2 separate regions of the Homo sapiens genome follow, and region 1 is linked to region 2. A link is a contact called in ENCODE Hi-C or POLR2A ChIA-PET data. All regions are on one chromosome and are shown on one strand. The core of a region is the stretch at or near the end of the contact, and the rest is flanking DNA. Distances in the headings are between cores, read along the strand shown. Region 1 overlaps ACOXL (acyl-CoA oxidase like). Region 2 overlaps ACOXL (acyl-CoA oxidase like).

Region 1 (6,181 bases), core at 1,378-3,877, 180 kb before region 2:
ATTCCCATGCAGAAGGAGAGAAGCAACCTGGACTCTTGTTATGGTAGCCCTGAGCCCCTGGCCTGGACATAGAATAGGAGCAGTAAAGCCTTCTCCTGGGGTTCCATTGGCTATTCTGTGCCGGATCAGAAGATGAAACAGATATTGCTAGGGTGGACAGTGATCCCTCAAACTAACCCCACTGGCACTGTACTTGGTGGAAATTTCCTCTAGATTTCTATCAATGCTGACACAAGGTTTTATGCTTTTGCAGAGCTTTACAGGTATTTTAATAGGAGACAGAATGCATCTTAGACTAACCCAATGTTAATTTTTACATATGCCTGAGGCAGTTCCCCTCCCTGTCTTAGAGAACGATGTACTCTTTATACACATAAAACAATGATTTTTCAACTTTGATAAGGGCTGAAAATTACACCACTCATCAACTCCCATGGCAGCCACATGATGCCTGCAGGTGGAATTCTACAAGATGACATAAAGGGGGTTAAACAGAAGCATCCTGGCCTCTAGAGCAAGCAACGGTATCATGCAAAATGGCCCGTAGGAACTCTAGCCGCTTCCAGGAGCTTGTCATTAGGCTGACTCATCCTCTACTAAACTTAACAGATAGTTCACCAGCAAGGATATCCCTTAAACACATGTCAAAAGGAAAAATATAACACAGTGTATCTTTACCTTATAATAAATTCTGGCCACCAAACCCCGCTGAAGAACCCTTTCACGAAATTTCACTGCTTTCAACAGAAAGGCGAGATCATCAACTGTGTCCATGTTAAATGCCAGGAAACTGAAAGAAAATCACGGTGACCATCATTATTATTTTGGCCTCACCAAGAATTTCATTTGAAAGAAATAGAGTAGGTTTGTTTTTTAAAACTATTTTTTTCTGTAGAAAAATAGTGTCAATAGACATAATCTCCCCATCCCATCTCTCACTGACTGTATTCATAATTCTTTTCGGTAATCTTAGCTCTAGTTTATTCTAGGTGGTTGTCCTTGTGGTATAGAGATGATTTGGTTTCCTAATTGTTCCACTTACTATTGTATTATAAGTAGTGTTCAATATTTTACATAGTCTTTCTTAGTTAACAGCAATGTAATTTCTGTCAAGTATAATCAACCATTATACAATTCATGTATAACTCAATCATTATACAATTCTTTTTTTTTTTTTTTTTTTGAGACAGAGTCTCACTCTGTTTCCCAGGCTGGAGTGCAGTGGCACGATCTCGGCTCACTGCAACCTCCACCTCCTGGGTTCAAGTGATTCTCATGCCTCAGCTTCCTGAGTAGTGGGGATTACAGGCACATGCCACTGTGCCTGGCTAATTTTTGTATTTTTAGTAGAGACAGGGTTTCACCATATTGGCCAGGCTGGTCTTGAACTGCTGACCTCAAGTGATCTGCCCACCTCAGCCTCCCAAAGTGCTGGGATTACAGGCATGAGCCACTGTGCCTGGCCCCCATTATACAATTCTGTCAAGTGAGTTTATAATAATAACTCAACCACTATACAGCTCTATCAAGTGAGTTTATAATAACCACTGCTGGGCATTTATTATAATTATTATAATTGGATATTAATAATCAAATATATCTATTACAAAATATTTATCAATTAATAATACTTATTAAATATATTATATATCAGGAATTGTGTTCATTATCTGCTGTGAATTATTCAATTTTCTCGATAATTCTAGAATACTATAATTATCCAATGTAGAGTTTAGGAAACTGAGGCTTAGCAAGATTTGGTAACTTGCTCAAGGTCACACAGGCAGAACTCAGTCAAGCTCAGGTTTTGTTGGGGAACATCAGCATTTAAAGCAAGAGGCACCCTGGAGGGAAGTGATAGGGCTGTGTGCAAGCACAGGGGAGGATGTGCTACAGAGATGGTAGCTTTCTTCAGCAGGCAGCAATTCCCATCTTTCCCATTTGGCAAATGAGGAAACTGAGGCACAGAGGAGTTAAGAGAGGTAAGCACAGACTCAAAACAACCAAGTTCACAATTAAAAGCTCGTGAGCTTTTCATCATGAAACTCTATTTCATGCCAATTTTATGGACCCACCATGAACCTTTAGATAACCTAGACAACCAGGGGAAGGGTTAATTCACACTTAGGGTTTCCCATAGCACAGCCACCTCTTGCCCTCCCCTTTCCCCACTTCCTGAGGAAGTAAGTTATTACAAGACTCAAATAACTTAAATTCATATTAACTAAAAAAAAACCCAAGTGGCTGTTGTTGCTCAATCAGAAGGCACGAGAGAAACGTTAAGAAGCAATTGACGCAGTGCTTTTGAGATGCCAAGTGCTGAATTAATAATCACCCTCCATTTAGACAGGGAAGAGGAAAGTATTTACATGCCAATTACCGGGACATTTAAAAGATGTCAATGTTTATTCTGAATCTGGGCTTTAAGAAGTTTGGGTTTCTGCCTCAGTCTATTTAATGAAAGATGTAAAAAGCTTTCATATATTATTGAAAAGTATGTTTTAGTCATTCCAGGGGCTGATATTGGAAATTAGCTTCCCTGGAATTCAGACTGTAGAACATGTTTGTCCACCTGAGATTGTGAACTGCACGTGCTGCAGGAAGGGGATCTCACCCACTCGCTGAGTCATGTGAGTCACATGTCATGTAGGTCTAGGAGCCTGCCCAGTGCAGTAGAGTGTGCAGACTTTCTTTAAAAATAGAAACATTGCTAAAGGCAACCTCCTTGTAACTGTGTATTTTACAAGAAGATCCAAATGACTCTATTTTTAAATAAAGTTTAAATTAAATTAAAATAAGTATCATTAGACATCAGGGAAATGCAAACGGAAACCATAGTGAGGTAGCATTATACATCCACCAGAATGACTACAATTAAGTACACTGACATCAAGTGTTGCCCAGGATCTGGAGAAACCAGAACTCTCATGCTTGCTGATGGGAGTGTAAAATGGTGAAATCTCTTTGCAAAATGTTGTCACAGTTTCTGATAAAAATAAATGAACACATACCCTATGATCTAGCAGTTTCACTCCTACTAATTGCCTAAGAGAAATAAAAACATATGCTCACAAAAAAGGTTATACAAGAATGCTCATAGCGGTTCTACTCACAGAAGTGAGAAACAGCAAACATCCCAGGTGTCTATTCATCCATAAGAGAATGATTCTACTATATCCATAAAGTAAAATACTACAATAATGAAAAGAAACAAACTAATACACACAACAACATGGGTGAATGTCAAAAAGTATTATGCCAATTTCACGAGGCAGCTACAAAAGAGTACATACTGCCTGGTTCTGTTTATGTGAAGTTCTAGTATAGAAAAACTAATCTGTGGTGGGAAAATATCAGAAGAGTGGCTGTATCTGCGTAGTGAGATTGTCCAAGAAGGGGCATGAAAGAACTTTCTGGAGTGATGATCTGTATCTTAATATGAGTTTGGTTACATAGGTTTATGCATGTGTCAAAACTCAGTGAATGTACACTTAAGATTTGTGCATTTTATTGTACGTAAATTCAACATAAGAAGAACTATAACTAAATATGTAACTGTAGTTAATGACGCTCATGCTAAATTATTTAGAAATGTGCTGATGTCTACAGTTTATTTTGAAATGGATCAAAAAGAGAAGGTGAATGGATGGGTGAGTTCCATACACAGATCCATAGATATGATAGTGATATAGCAGGTACAGTAATAGGTTGATAGAATCTCCATGGTTTGTACATAAATGCTTCCTGTAAAATTATTTCAACTTTGCTGAATATTTGTAAATTTTACAGCATAATGTAGAAAAACACGTTGGGTGCAAGGCAAAATCTTGACTTTCCTGGACATCTACCACCACCTCCTAAAGGTCCACAGGCTGATGAGAGTGGGAGGGGCCCCAGTGGCAGGCTACCATGCAGGAGGAAGAGAGACAACCCTTGCAGGGACAAGCCAGAGCTGAATGGGGCTATCTGCAGAGCCAGGTACAACCCCCTTTCAAAGCCACTTCCTTTCAGGGCTCCTCTCCCTGCCATGCTCCATCTGCCTTACCTCGTCCCATGGAGGCTTTTCAGTACCATGACTGACTCCTTCCAGGCCGAAATGAGGGGTAGTTACTGTGCGGACAAATGGGTGCCCACTGGAGGGATTTAAGGGTACCAGGAAGTTCTCAGCCCATCTTTCCTCAGGTCCCCACCTGCTCAAGAGTACCTTTCTCAGGGCTGTCACTATGCCTACTATCCTACTGCTCTCGGAGTGCAGACTCCATGAAGACAGAGCCCCTAGTAACTGCTGATCACCAATGCTTAGAGAAGTGCCCGGTACACAGTGAGTGCTGAAAACACTTTGATGACAAAGGCTTTCCTTCATATAAAGTCAGAGTAAGTAAAGTTTCGGGATTTAAGTAGATAAACACAGGGACTGAATCAGTAAAACCTAGATGTGTGGGAGACAGATGTACACTGTTTTGGAGGTTAATAACTGAGACAAAAATAAATGGACTGGAACTTTCCAAATATTTACATTTGGAATACTGCCTTTGGCACATCTCAACTCTGTGCTGGAAAATGTGCTAGGGATATAGATTTGCATATGGGTGAGAGCGTGTCGTGCTTCCAAAATGATGGAATCAAGCCCTGCTTTGCTATCTGAAAAAGAAACGAAAGGGCAGATGATTTGTGGCCAGTTGGGGAACAAGTTTCCTGCAAGGATGGAACTGATTCTGGTGGGGAGTCGTACTATTCTTTCAACTCCTTAATATGTTGGACAATTTTCAAACTAATACATTGGAGGAAAAAGCTAACCATACTGTAAACGTCCTACTCAACAGCTAGAAATATTAGGAAGACCCACTAGCTCTAGTATGAAGACAAATGGAGACATTTAAACTAACAGAGACTCCAGTGAAACAGTCCTAACATGTAGGAGCTCGTGTTTTCAAGCTTTAAGATGGACCACAGTTTGAATAAACAGGGTCCTGAGCAGCAATAAAAAAAGGAAAAAAAAAGACAGATAACAGATTTCTCAATTTCACGTCATCCCAATGGCTATAAAGAATCCCAGGCCATCATTTACTGTGTTTTCCATGTGTTTAATCAGGATTGTGAGATTCTATTTTCTAATGAATAGTTTCCTTAGAAACTAGTTCAATACTTTTGGTTTGAGGGACCAATAATCTCATTCAAAAAAATAATAATTAAAAAATACACAAAAGAAAAAAGCATAACAAGCTCTCTAAAAGTATAATATAGGAGACAATACATTCATGAGCATAAATCAATGAAATAGAAAAGAAAGGTATGACACAAAGGATCAAAGGGAAAAATCAGTTGTTTGAAAAATAACAATAAACCAGTCAAACATCTGAATGAGACTGAGCAACAACAACAAAGAAAGGAGAAAGCATAAGAAGGCATTTTAGGAATGACAAATGAGACACAACTACAGATCTAGCAGAAGTTAAAAAGGTAATGATAGAATAGTACACATAAAAACTTATACCAATAAAATCAAAACCAAATGAATAAATTCCTAGAAAAATACAATTTACTTAAACTAACATGAAAAGAAAAGCCTAGGCTTTAAACAATTAAGCTAATTAAATAGTTTACTCGCCAAGCCCGGATTATTTTCAAATTTGATGAATTATCAAATTCTTTCACAGAATAAGAAACCACTCCCCCCAAAATAACTCTATGAGAGATGTAAAACTTTGACATAAATCTAAATCAGGCATGTACAAGAATGGAAAACCATAAATATACAATCTCCTCCCCCTAAAAAATACTAACAAGCCAAATCCAAGAAAATATAAATATGATAATACAGCATAACAAAATTGAGTGTTTCTTAAGCATGCAAGGGTAGTTTAACATTAGATGATCGGCAAAAATTATTCACCAAACTAACAAAATGAAGAAGAAATATATGATCGTTTCAACAGATGCAGAAAAATATCATTTGATAAAATTAATCTGGTAATGACAAAAATACATTTAAAATGTATAAGCTTCTTTAGGAAGTAAAGTGTGTCTATCAAAAACTTCAGCACTCCAGCCTGAAAGACAGCACAAGACCCTGTCTCTAACATAATAAATAAAATCAGCAATAAGACAAAAGAACACCTTGTAAGATGGCTTCTATTCAAATTGTGTTGGTGGTCCTAGCTCTTGCTGTGAGACATGAAAA
Region 2 (6,545 bases), core at 810-3,309:
CTGTCCTCTTTGTGCCTGCCCAACAGGCCAATTCTAGCTTCAGCATCGCAGCCAGGTCAGCTTTGGCTGATCACGAGCTTCCGTGTGCTCCCAGGGTGCTGACATCAGCACCTGAAATCATTTCAGGTTTACGCTCTGCTTTTCCAATAGGACTGAAAACCCCTCAAGGGAAGGAATTTCTATGTTCCACCCTCCAATGCTTAGATGTCTTTAGTCCAGCTGGAGTGAATAAACCAGAGGATTTCTAAGGTCATACGTAAAAATGGGGTCATGTCACATTTAACCTAAATCTCCCCCATCCCCCGTCTTTTTAAAATTCCACTTTAAAATGGAGCATAGGCATAGAGTATATATATACATACATATATATACACATACATATATATACCTACTTATACACATATATATATACACACATACACATATATATATACACATACACATATATATACACACATACACATATACATATATATATATATACACACACACACACACACACACACACACATATATATATATATGTTTTTTTTTTTTTTTTGAGACAGAGTCTCACTCTGTCAACCAGGCTGGAGTGCAGTGGTGCGATCTCGGCTCACTGCAACCTCTGCCTCCCGGGTTCAAGTGATTCTCCTGCCTCAGCCTCCCAAATAGCTGGGAATATAGGCGCATGCCATACCACACCAGGCTAATTTTTGTAATTTTAGTAGAGATGGGGTTTCATGTTGACCAGGCTGGTCTCAAACTCCTCACCTCAGGTGATCCCCCCGACTTGACCTCCCAAAGTGCTGGGATTACAGGCATGACCCACTGCACCCGGCCAAGTATACTTTTTGTACTCTCAGCACCTCTAGTGATTTGATGCTCGGAATTATCTTGCAACATTGACAAACATATCCTCTAAATTAAGGAGGCATTTTATGGCAGTAAAAGGTATAATTTGGCTGATGAGATCAGTCCCTAAAAAAAAAAAAAAAAAAAAGTCAGGAGCATGGATTGAAACAAAACTTGGACGAGACGGCAAATAGAAGAAAGGGAACGCGCCACAGTGAGCCAGCCCTTAGTGCCTTACACCATCAGCTATTTATTCAAGCATGAAAACTGTGACATCATTCTCACAACACTAATTAGACAAAGAAATGAGATATGCAAATATTTTTTAAAACTTGATTCTGCAACACTCTTGCCAGATAAAAGTTAATTTAGAAAAACACAACTCATCAGGCTGACTCTGGAGCCAATGTCCATCACCCTAACTACCTGACCTAGGATATCCCTGGAGAAAAATCAAGCACAAGATGTAGGCTGCCCCATGACCCTAGAGACAGCTCAAATCCTTGGAATCTCTCATGGGCCAGGTTGGCCCAAAGATCAGAGGAAGCACAGTTACCCAAGCAAGAAGCACAGAAGTTTCAAGAAACTGAAGATGCTGCACTTTGAGGCTCCAACATGTCCAGCATCCCTTCTCCAGTGCAGCCTCCAGATGAAGGGTCTTTCGCAAGAAGGGTTCTGTGGGACCCTCAAGTCATTCCGTAATCCTCAAGTCATTCCTCAAGTCATCCAAGTGGGACACAGATGTGTACAACCCTGCACTGCCCCACATGAGGTGATTGCCTCGCCAAGCTGCCTCCCCTCACAGAGCCTCTGTTTTCTTGGCTGTGAAACTGGAATCCTGGTGGAGTTGCTGTGAGCACTGAATGAGAACACACACATGGAATCTCAAGAGCCTAGCCCACGGGAGACCATCAGCACGTGGCAGCTCCTTCTCTCCTCCTGGACCGCCTTAGAACAAAGATGCTTGTGATGGGCTGGGTGCAGGGCTGAATTCAGTTCGCAGACAGCTACTGAGGGCCCCCTGTGTGCCTCGCACTGTGTGAAGTTCCTGCCCTTTCGTAGCTAAGGGAGAAGTAGGCAGACTGTTAACACCTGGGGCTGGAATAAGCCAGGCACTAAGAACAGCCCCAAAGGCAGGAAGCTTTCCCAGGGAAGCCACATCCATGCCCAGGCAACGGGTGAGCAAGAGAGGAAGACAGGGACAGTCACGGGCAGAGAGGCCAATCTGTGCTGAGTCCAGAGGTGACCAGGGTGGCCTGTTTGAGGAGCTGCAACCAGGTCTGTATTGCTGGAGTAAAAGATTCATTTCTCTCACCCGGATAGAATTCCCCTTAACCCAGTTCCTCTATACTTTAGGCCACGGCTGCTCTCTGAAGCTTTAATCCTATTACACAGCTGTCTTTAGAGAACAGGAGACCATCCCCGGACCTGTGTATCATCCACCTAGAATAGCACTCCAGTCACACTGACAATGTCATCAGACCCAGGAGACTCAGCCATGAGCAATCTGCAAGGGTGAGCCAAGGAGCAAGTAAGCACTGCAGGAAATAAAAACAAAACAGTCATTGCCCAGATACACACCTGCCTCAGCTGAAAATACCCTGGGGTGCACAAGTCCAAAAGATCTCCATATACACATTAGAAACAGAAAGTGCTTGTTTTTCTTTTTCTAAAGATTTAATTCATGATTCCAGGGCCAATAATACATTTAAATGCCACCAGATGACCCAAACCCAATCTCCACAGAGCTGTGATCTGGACTGACTTATTCTCTACCAAATAAGCCTTCCCCTTTGCCACTATATTTATTCATCTATCTCTCTATCCATCCACCCACACATCCATTCATCCATCCATTCATCCATCCATCCATCCATCCATCCATCATTTATCCATCTACCCATCCATTCATCCATCTATCCATCCATCCGTCCATCCATGCATCCATTTATACATCTGTCTATCCATCCATTCATCCATCCACCCACCCATCCATTCATCTACCCACCCATCTATCCATTCATCCATCTATTCATCTACCCATCCATCCCTCCATCCATCAATTAATCTATCTATTCATCCATCTATACATGCATTTTTCCATCCATTCATCCACTCACCCATCATCCATCTGTCCATTCACTGAGTGCTTACTAAGTACCAGGTCCTGTTCATCCAGAGGTGACCAAGAAGACACAGGTTCTGTCCTCTTGGACTTGACATTCCTAGTGACCAGCCTTGCAGGTGAGGCACCCCAAGCAAGACTTTCTTACCCCTGAGTTTGCTGAGTGGCAAATAAATATAGTTCCACAGAAGCCCTTGGGCACCCCACTCAGGGCCAACCTTGTAGGCAGAGAATGCCTGCTCCTCAGTTTACCTCCTTCGGTTCCTGCCTCTCCAAACTCAGATCAAGCTTGATCCAGAGGGAAGTCCCTACGATGCAGGCAACATTCTCCCCACTGCAAACCATGTAATAATCTGGAAAAGCCACATATCTTCACAGAAGCAGGGGACTTTGCTCCTTATTACAGACATGGCAGCACATACATTTTAAATATGAAAAACATCCCCTCCTTCTAAGGTCCCTGTATTGAAGTTTTCAAGGCACCTCACTTGGATTTTGTACAAATTGAGAAATAAACCAACAAGCATCAGATAGAGGCCAAATTAATAAAATACAAATTAACAAAGGAGAATATGAAATAGATTTCATACAATAGACAAAATGATCAAGAAGCTTGAAGATATTACTACTATAGTGATTGACATGGTTTGGCTGTGTTTCCACCCAAATCTCATCTTGAATTATAGTTCCCATAATTTCCATGTGTTGTAGGAGGGACACATTGGGAAGTAATTGAATCACGGGGGCAGTTTCCCTCATGTTGCTGTTCTCATGATAGTGAGTGAGTTCTCACAAGATCTGATGGTTTTATAAGGGGCTTTTACCCCTTTTGCTCAGCACTTCTCCTTGCTGCCACCATATGAAGAAGGACATATTTGCTCGCCCTTCCACCATGATTGTAAGTTTTCTGAGGCCTCCCCAGCCCTGCAGAACTGTGAGTTAATTAAACCTTTCTTTACAAATTACCCAGTCTCGGGTATGTCTTTATTAGCAACATGAGAACCAACTAATACATTGATGAAGGCATATGTTTCTTCTCCTAACAAGAAAAAAAACAAAGGCAATTAGAAATTCCAGGACAAACTAAAAACCTTAAAAAGTTACAATTATCAAAATATCAAGCAAATAAAAACATGATACAATTCTGAGTAATTTATAGAGTATAAGAAAAGTGATTCCATTTGACCTTGATGCTAGGAATATTGTTGTTCAAATTGTAAAGATATTTTGACATTAGACTTCTAGAGAAGAAATATGATCCTCATATACTATGTAGTTCTACAGTGAACAATACTTCGTAGCCCTGGCCTTAATAACACACAAACTTATAACAATAATACATAAAGTTATAACCCACAAATATTCTACTAACCATTATTTTGCTTCCCTTCTTAGAGCCTGTAAGGGTTTTGTGGTGGCAAATTTAAATGGCCCAGTTCACTTTTTAAAATTTATCTAAGGAATTGTAAACTTTTTTTGGCTTACTAAATTTCATTATGGTAGGCAAAGGTATCCAAACTTGTTCCGTTAAACTAAGCTAAAAAAAAAAAAATCCACTGGACACACTTAATAAGTGTTCATTCTAAATGGCCCTTTTCCCCATAAAAAGTCATCAATGAAAAGGCTGGATCAACTCATTTCCCCTCTTACTCCTGATCCCAGGACACAAAGCTCAGAACCACAGTGACACACAGCTGTGAGGCAAAGTCGGCAGTGCCACTAAAAATTAAACCAGGCCTCAGGTCACAGTGGAGAAGGAGGCCTGGATTCTGGCCCAGCCACTAACTATTTAACATCTACCAAATCCCAGTCTGAGTGAAATGTCCACATTTTCAACGTGGACACCAAATTTTTTAAATATTTGGTTTGGTTTGGTTAACCAAGGCAAATCCAACCATGCATAAAGTGTTCCAGGAACGCCAGTGAGCAGAGTTTATCCCAAGAACATCTGTCTTGAGGACTACAAAGCCACTCCAGCATTGGGTAACGGCCGGACCCCAGTGCTGGAATACCAGAGTGTAAGGCCCAGAAAGCTCTGGGCAAACTGTTACATCTTCCTACATCTCAGGTTCCTCATGTGGAAAATGGGAATCAGGACAGCACTCAGCTCACAGGGTTGCTCTGGTGATGAAATAAACAATTATATGTGAGGTGCTCAGAAAATTGTCCCTGATCAGGAAGGACTCAATACAAGTGAGTTACTATTTGACTGTGGCTTGAGCTGTTGTTGCCTTTCTCTATGGGAATCTACTACAGGATAGAACAAAGGAATGGAGCAATGAGCTGTGGAGTGAGGGAAAAGGACAGTAACCTGTACAAGCATCTATGCTACATGGACTATCAAGTTTCAGGTGGAAAAGCTCCTAGGGACAGCAGGCCAGTTGTCAATCATCCATATCTGACCTTCCAGGTGGCACAGGTCATGCTTTTCCCCAGAGGTGGCCAAAAGGACTTCCATGGAGTGAAGCCTGGGAAGCTCCTCACAGCTGCAGCCTGGGCATCGTTCTCCCGGTAGTAGATGAGCTGGCAGCTGGCGCCAAGGAAGGCAAGCCTCTCCCAAGCAGAGGCCTGGCTGGGAGCACTGGGAAGCAGTCACAATTATGGCAGCATCACACTGCCCCTCACAGCTGCCACTGCCACAACCCAAGGTTTGAGGAGGCTGGGGTTTCCTACAATGCCTGTGTAGCCTCTGATGACTTACTTAAAGGGAGTTCTGTTCCTTGAAATGTCACAGCCACAAACATCTAACATTCATGGGCCACATCAAATGGGGAGAGATGCCCAAGGACTTTCCTCTCCTGTAGCAGAGAGAAACTCCTTACCCTACCAAGAGCTTTCTGGCTGCCCATCTGTGAATGTGACGCAGATACTCTACTCATTGGGGAAGGGCTGGATGTCAGCTCCTAGGTCTTTGTGCCAGAGACCTAGAGGCCTCATTTGGAAAAGCTTCTATAAAGGACATGTACTGGACTCTGACCATAAAAACCCCACAACTGTCTCTGTATGGCATGTTACTCTCAGTACCCGCTGCCACATGTCCCTCCTGCCAGTGTAACCACAGAGGCTCCACACAGCACCAAGTGTTTCAGCTACCCGGATGCACCATGAGTCCCCAGAGGGCACACGCCTGTTCCAGGTCATCTCTGTCACCTCCTAGCACGATTCACAGTGCTGAGAGGAAGGCGTACAACACGTCTTCGTGGAATCGAAGCAAATTCAAAATGGAAATTCTTTCAAATATCCATTTCAGATACACATGTCCTGTGCTACTTACTATCTCTGGCTGCACTTCTCTCTAGCTCTTCGGTCTTTGAGGAAAAGGGCAGTAGATGTATCTTTTAAGGAGAAATGTTTATGAATGGAGCTGGAGGCCATTATCCTCAGCAAACTAACACAGAAACAGAAAACCAAATACGGCATGTTCTCACCTATAGTGGGAGCTAAAGGATGAGAACTTATGAACACAAAGAAGGAAACAACAGACAGTGGGGTCTACTTGAGGAGGGAGTGGGGAGGAGGGAGAGGAGCAGAAAAGGTAACTATTGGGTACTGGGCTTAATACTTGGGTGATGAAATAATCTGTACA

What was found. A loop is a pair of places that touch in the nucleus more often than their neighbours do. ChIA-PET counts read pairs that join two places held with the same protein, here RNA polymerase II (POLR2A). Pooled maps may share reads with other maps.
Region 1: a loop to region 2 is called in a map of CD8-positive, alpha-beta T cell, with 2.4 times the contacts of the local background. The contact joins two enhancer-like sites. A Hi-C loop is called at or near these places in 3 of 168 maps with a recorded cell type or tissue (CD8-positive, alpha-beta T cell, naive thymus-derived CD4-positive, alpha-beta T cell and natural killer cell) and 3 of 50 pooled maps. POLR2A ChIA-PET finds 5 or more read pairs at or near these places in 1 of 52 experiments (naive thymus-derived CD8-positive, alpha-beta T cell).

The regions. Positions count from the first base shown.
Region 1 is chr2:110,990,502-110,996,682 of GRCh38, reverse strand. ACOXL (acyl-CoA oxidase like) reads right to left here. Exons shown (of 18, transcript NM_001142807.4): 14 at 679-790. Among named protein-coding and RNA genes, the nearest start is that of ACOXL-AS1, 120 kb to the left of the region's middle. Within about 2 kb of position 2,627, at least 8 of the 41 ENCODE cell types and tissues checked have a DNase peak (open chromatin) inside an H3K27ac peak, as active enhancers do.
Region 2 is chr2:110,812,390-110,818,934 of GRCh38, reverse strand. The region is part of intron 9 of ACOXL (acyl-CoA oxidase like); the gene reads right to left. Among named protein-coding and RNA genes, the nearest start is that of ACOXL, 83 kb to the right of the region's middle. RefSeq lists an enhancer at 5,524-6,024. Within about 2 kb of position 2,059, at least 2 of the 41 ENCODE cell types and tissues checked have a DNase peak (open chromatin) inside an H3K27ac peak, as active enhancers do.